Linked DNA regions of Homo sapiens: region 1 is linked to region 2. A link is an interaction called in ENCODE POLR2A ChIA-PET data of the cell type or tissue named here. Cell type or tissue: GM12878. All regions are shown on one strand. Each heading gives the region's core, and the rest is flanking DNA. Links, peaks and the distances in the headings are about the cores only. Region 1 overlaps FNBP1 (formin binding protein 1). Region 2 overlaps FNBP1 (formin binding protein 1).

What was found. Peaks named below come from ENCODE experiments on the same cell type or tissue, not always from the same donor. Only the 100,000 strongest peaks of a DNase experiment are listed, where the experiment ranks them.
Region 1: POLR2A ChIA-PET joins it to region 2 with 10 read pairs; 10 of 35 experiments call an interaction of 5 or more read pairs at or near these places.

What each region holds. Positions count from the first base shown.
Region 1 is chr9:130,015,077-130,017,997 of GRCh38, reverse strand. The region is part of intron 1 of FNBP1 (formin binding protein 1); the gene reads left to right. Among named protein-coding and RNA genes, the nearest start is that of FNBP1, 27 kb to the left of the region's middle. In GM12878, for the core only: no CTCF peak of the experiment used is centred there; a DNase peak (open chromatin) is centred at 1,127; H3K4me3 peaks cover 293 bases; H3K27ac peaks cover 2,500 bases.
Region 2 is chr9:129,933,169-129,936,089 of GRCh38, reverse strand. All of the region lies in intron 6 of FNBP1 (formin binding protein 1), which reads left to right. Among named protein-coding and RNA genes, the nearest start is that of MIR6855, 65 kb to the right of the region's middle. RefSeq lists an enhancer at 2,903-2,921. In GM12878, for the core only: no CTCF peak of the experiment used is centred there; no DNase peak of the experiment used is centred there; H3K27ac peaks cover 2,023 bases.

The DNA.
Region 1 (2,921 bases), core at 110-2,609, 82 kb before region 2:
AGCTTGCAGTGAGCCGAGATTGCACCGCTGCACTCCAGCCTGGGCGACAGAGTGAAACTCTGTCTCAAAAAAAAAAAAAAAAGAAGAGTGTTGTATTGGGGAGGTAAAAAAAAAAAAAAAAAAAAACCACGTTAGACCAGACCATGATGTCCATTGTTTTTTATTTTTTTGATGGAGTCTCACTCTGTCACCCGGGCTGGAGTGCAGTAGTGCGATCTTAGCTCACTGCAACCTCTGCCTTCCGGGTTCAAGTGATTCTCCTGCCTTAGCCTCCAGAGTAGCTGGGACTACAGGCACCCACCACCATACCTGGGTAATTTTTGTATTTTTAGTAGAGACTGGGTTTCGCGATGTTGGCCAGGCTGGTCTTGAACTCCCAACCTCAAGTGATCCTCCTGCCTTGGCCTCCCAAAGTGCTGAGATTACAGGCGTGAGCTACCGCACCCAGCCTGGATTTGTTTTTAAAACATGATATTAGTGTGTTAATTACATTCACATTTGCCTAGAAGAAATTTGTAACAGAAATAGGAGCTCAAAACATTGAAATGAGATGAAGCAACAAATAATTTAAAGCCACTTAAAAATAGAGCCAAACATGGTGGGATTTCTTTGAAATATCTGTTAATGTTTATTTTTTAAAGCTGAATACTGTTCAGTTATTAAGTAGAACCAACTACCCGTGTATAATTAATGAAAAGAAAACACTTGTGCTAGGTTTATAGGTATATAAACACTTAGATATCTCACATTCTTTGGCAACAGCTTAGGGAAGGCAGCCATGTACTAGAGACTTTTAGCTTTTTTTTGCAGCTGATCTCAGGGACTTGAAGAACTCCTTATGGTATGATTGAATTATTTTTTAATAGGTAAAATTCTCACGTTATTGCATGCTCTTCATAAATTACCTTTTTTTTAAAAGAGATGGGGTCTTGCTATGTTGCTGAGGCTGGTCTCAATCTCCTGTGCTCAAGTGATTCTCCCACCTCAGCCTACCAAAGTGTTGTCATTATAGACATGAGCCACCCTGCTCTGCCAAATGACATTTTTAACAGCTCCATGAGATCAGGGGACTCTTCTGTTCACAGTTACATCCCCAGCACCTTGCAGAGTCACTGGCACATTCCTGAAACCCAACATAATAAACTACGTATGTGAACAAAACCAACTCTGACCACAGGCTAGAAAGAATTCAGTAGAAGTTTCCATTGACTCATTCATGCATTAAGCAAATATTTTCTTTTCTTTTCTTTTTTTGAGACAGAGTTTTGCTCTTGTTGTCCAGGCTAGAGTGCAATGGCGAGATCTTGGCTCACCGCAACCTCCTCCTCCCAGGTTCAAGCGATTCTCCTGCCTCAGCCTCCTGAGTAGCTCTAATTACAGGCGTGCACCACCACGCCCAGCTAATTTTGTGTTTTTAGTAGAGACAGGGTTTCTCCATGTTGGTCAGGCTGGTGTTGAACTCCCAGCCTCAGGTGATCCGCCAGCCTCGGCCTCCCAAAGTGCTGGGATTACAGGTGTGAGCCCCCATGCCCGGCCTCAGCAAATATTTTCAAAGGACATCTAGATTGGTAGTGCAGTATGTCTTGACTGATAGTGGGGGATGTGATGAATCAGGTATTGTGAAGAAGAAACTCATGTTAGAACTACCTGAACAATGCCAAGAGCACCTCCTGGTAAGTGGAGTTTCACAAAAGGAGTATTAAAAGGGCACTAATCCCATTCACAAGGGGCCCACCCTCATGACCTAATCACCTCCCAAAGGGCCCACCTCCAGGTACCACTGCACTGGGGATTAGGTTTCAACATATGAATTGGGAAAGGGAGGCATAAACATTCAGTCTGTAACAATAATATATAAAATTTTAAATCAAACTAGATAAACATTTATTCAAAATAAGACAGTTACCTTAATATATAAGAAGTTTATGCAAAACAATAAATACAAAATTTCTAATAGATGAATGAACAAAGATTAAGAAGAGAACAGTTACAAAAGGAATTCCAAATTCCAAATGAAAATGTCTAAAACATTAATTTCATGAATAATTAAATAAATGCACTTTGGGAGACCGAGGCAGGTGCATTGCTTGAGCCCAGGAGTTCAAGACCAGCCTGGGCAATATGGCAAAACCCCATCTCTACAAAAGATACAAAAATTAGCCAGGCATGGTGGCTTGCGCCTGTAGTCCCAGCTACTCAGGAGGCTGAGGTGGGAGGATCACCTGAGCCCAGGAGGTTGAGGTTACAGCGAGCCGAAATTGTGCCAATGCATTCCAGTCCAGGCAACAGAGTGAGACCCTATCTCCAAAACAAAACAAAACAAAAGAAATAAATGCAAAAAAAGCAATTTGCCTACCAAATAAGGTAGTTTTTTTGTTTTGCAAATGGTAGTATTCAGTCCTAGTCAGGGTTCAGCAAGTTAGGGATCCTTGTATACTGTTGGTGAGTGTGTAATTGGTTCACCTTTTCTAGTAAAGACCTGGGCAGTAGTCGAGGCTGGATTTTTAGCCAGGATGCTTGGTACTGCTGGCCTCTTCTGATTGGACAGGGAGTCTATTGATAATGGATTGTTAAATAGTTTTATTATCATTCCTGCTAGAAGGTATCAAGACACTTTAAAATGTTCATATACAGAGACCTATTGGTTTTCCTCATGGGAATGTAAATAAATTTTGAATTAATCTTTCTGATATTTCTTCATAGCTCTGTACTGTAAAGACCTACTAGTATGTGAGCTCCATGAGAATAGAGAAGTTGTGTCTTCTTTTACCTGCTAGGCCCTCAGTTTCTAGAATAGTATTTGGCATAGTAAGTGCTCAATAAAATATTTGTTGGAAGAATGGATGGGTGTATGTGTTTTGGGCATACAGTAGAAACAGCATATGTTGCTTACTGTAATGTTTTGTGTTCTCTTTTAAGAA
Region 2 (2,921 bases), core at 125-2,624:
GAAAAGCAGCTTTCCAAAAGCTCTGGACACTGCTGCTTTAAGTATCAGGTTGCTGCAAAAGTAATTGTGGTTTTTGCCCTTCCATTCAAATGACAAAAACTGCGATTACTTTTGCACCAACCTATATAGTTTATCATTTAAGGAACAGCAATGTATAAAACTGAGAGATCTGGGGCCATGTTAAAAACTTAGTAAGTCTCTTTATTTATTCATTCGATCAATGTATAAATAGAACCAGTCTATATTTGCTCATCTAGTTAAAAGGTCAAAAGCCATAGGCAGCCTTGAAAAATGATGCAAGAGGGCTGGGCGCGGTGGCTCATGCCTATAATCCCAGCACTTTGGGAGACCGAGACAGGCGGATCACGAGGTCAGGAGATCGAGACCATCCTGGCTAACAAGGTGAAACCCCATCTCTACTAAAAATACAAAAAATTAGCTGGGCATGGTGGTAGGCACCTGTAGTCCCAGCTACTCAGGAGGTTGAGGCAGGAGAATCACTTGAACCTGGGAGGCGGAGGTTGCAGTGAACCGAGATTGCACCACTGCACTCCAGCCTGGGCAACAGAGTGAGACTCCATCTCAATAGAAAAAGAAAAGAAAAGAAAAGAAAAATGATGATGCAAGAGTGGTAAGATGCAAGGTTATAACTCGGTTATACCACATGCCTCATGTGAAATGAGCAAGTTTCTTAGTACACTTGTATTCTCTGCTTATGACAATTGAGACACTGCCAAGAGTGTTATTCTCCTTAATATTTTGAAATATTAAGGAAAAAGTAATATTGAATTAAACAGGCCTGGCATATGGTGCCTCATCATGCCTGTAATCCCAGCATTTGGGGAGGCTCAGGTGGCAGGGTCGCCTGAGCCCAGGAGTTTGAGGCTGCAGTGAGCTATGATGGTGCCACTGCACTCCAGTCTGGGTAACAGAGGGAGACCCTGTCTTAAAAAAAAAAAAAAAAAAAATGAGCTAAACAGGAAATAGCCACACATTTAGGCCATGCTAATAATCTAAATTTAGCTAACTGAATGGATGACGGTATTTTTGTCTTTAAACCCATTAGGATTTCAAAATATTGGGCTACAGTTCAGTTTCTAAAATATTGTTTTCTTTATTTAGAAACTGCAACTCTGACCTTTTAGGCAGTATGGCTTAGTTCCATAATGATATTGAGAATGGACTATGTTAAGAATTACCAAGAAGTGGGCTGGGCGTGGTGGCTCACATCTGTAATCCCAACACTTTGGGAGGCTAACGCAGGCCGAGGCAGGCAGATCACTTGAGGTCAGGAGTTCGAGACCAGCCTGGCCAACATGGTGAAACGCTGTCTCTACTAAAAATACAAAAATTAGCCGGGCGTGGTGGCGGGTGCCTGTAATCCCATATACTCAGGAGGCTGAGGCAGGAAAATTGCTTGAATCTGGGAGGCAGAGGTTGCAGTGAGCCAAGATTGTGCCACTGCACTCCAGCCTGGGCGACAGAGTGAGACTCTGTCTCAAAAAAAAAAAATTACCAAGAAGTGAAATCATGTATAAGCCATACATCCTTAGGTCTGTTTGGATTTATTTGAGGGAGATTCCCAAGGGTTTGTCAAAAAATTCTCAAGTTTAAATTCTGTCTTCCTGTTGGACAACAAAAGCAGCGTAGATCTGATTCTAAGACGTCTGTGACCCAGCCTAGGCAGCGGGGGTTATTCTGGACTTTTTAGAACATTATCTTGAAATTCTGTGACACTGACTCGTTGCAAGTAAAACAAGCCAACTCTCTGTACATCTTTCTGCCCTGTAGTAATATTGCTGTAAGATGCAGTGTCTTTATTCTCAGAATGGGAAATTTAATTTAATTGAAAGAATAGCTTATGGTCTGGTTTAGAATGGAAACACTATCTCTTTGAGGTAATAGTTGCTATTTTTAGACTGACTTTTAAAAAGAGATGAGAAGTCATGATGCTTATTAGCTCCACTTAGTCTTAGACATTAGGAGATAGTCTCCAAAATACCATTAACTGTTATCCCAAATAAGTTCTCCAAAATACAAGATATTTTAAAGGTATTTTTGTCATAATGAGTAATTGATTCAACACTAGTTTTAGCGACTCTTAAATTCCATTGTCAAATAAACAATTTGCTAAACAGAAATAGATTTTCCATAGTGAAATTTGGTTAGAACAATGGTGCATTCCTAGGCCAGAGTTTCAGAAGTGGATATTAATTCAAAGCAGCTGGATGCAGGGACTGAGAAAAAGACAGTCCTGTCTTTTTGCTGCGGCTTTGGAGAATCTGATGTATCACAGTATTTTGCTGTTTTTGAAGGTTTCCCTATCCTTGTAGTCAGTGAGAGTGAGTGAGACTGTAGAAATAGATCGTCCTTTGCAATTGTATGTCCAAGCATGGAAGAAAAACTCCTGGAGAGACAGTGTTCCTTTAACATAAAAGGCAGACCGTCTAAAATATACTTTGATTTATTATCTTCTACACAGCTTACTTTCTAGGCTGGACTGTAGACATGTTGGTCCTTATTCAGCGTCTTCCACAGTTCACGTCTAGGGCCCTTGTTATGTTTTCAGGATTACTGCATAGAAACAGGGCAAAGGGCATTATGAATCTATTAGGAGGTAATATGCTTACAGAAGGAATTATGCAGCTAAAGCTAAAACATGATTAGGGATTCTGTGGAGCTACAGGAAGAGGATCACAGCCACTTCCAACCAAATGGTGCTGGGTGGGGTACCTCTGGCACCAGCTTTCATGGGTAAAATATTCTACTTGGGTAAAATATTCTAAAATATTGGCGTGAGTGGATTTATTGTCAGAAAGCTTTTATCTGCTCTCATGGGTTGTGTGTGTGTGTATGTGTGTGCGTGTAAGTACATGCATACATATTATATATAATGATGGCATTCTGATGTGATGCCTGTT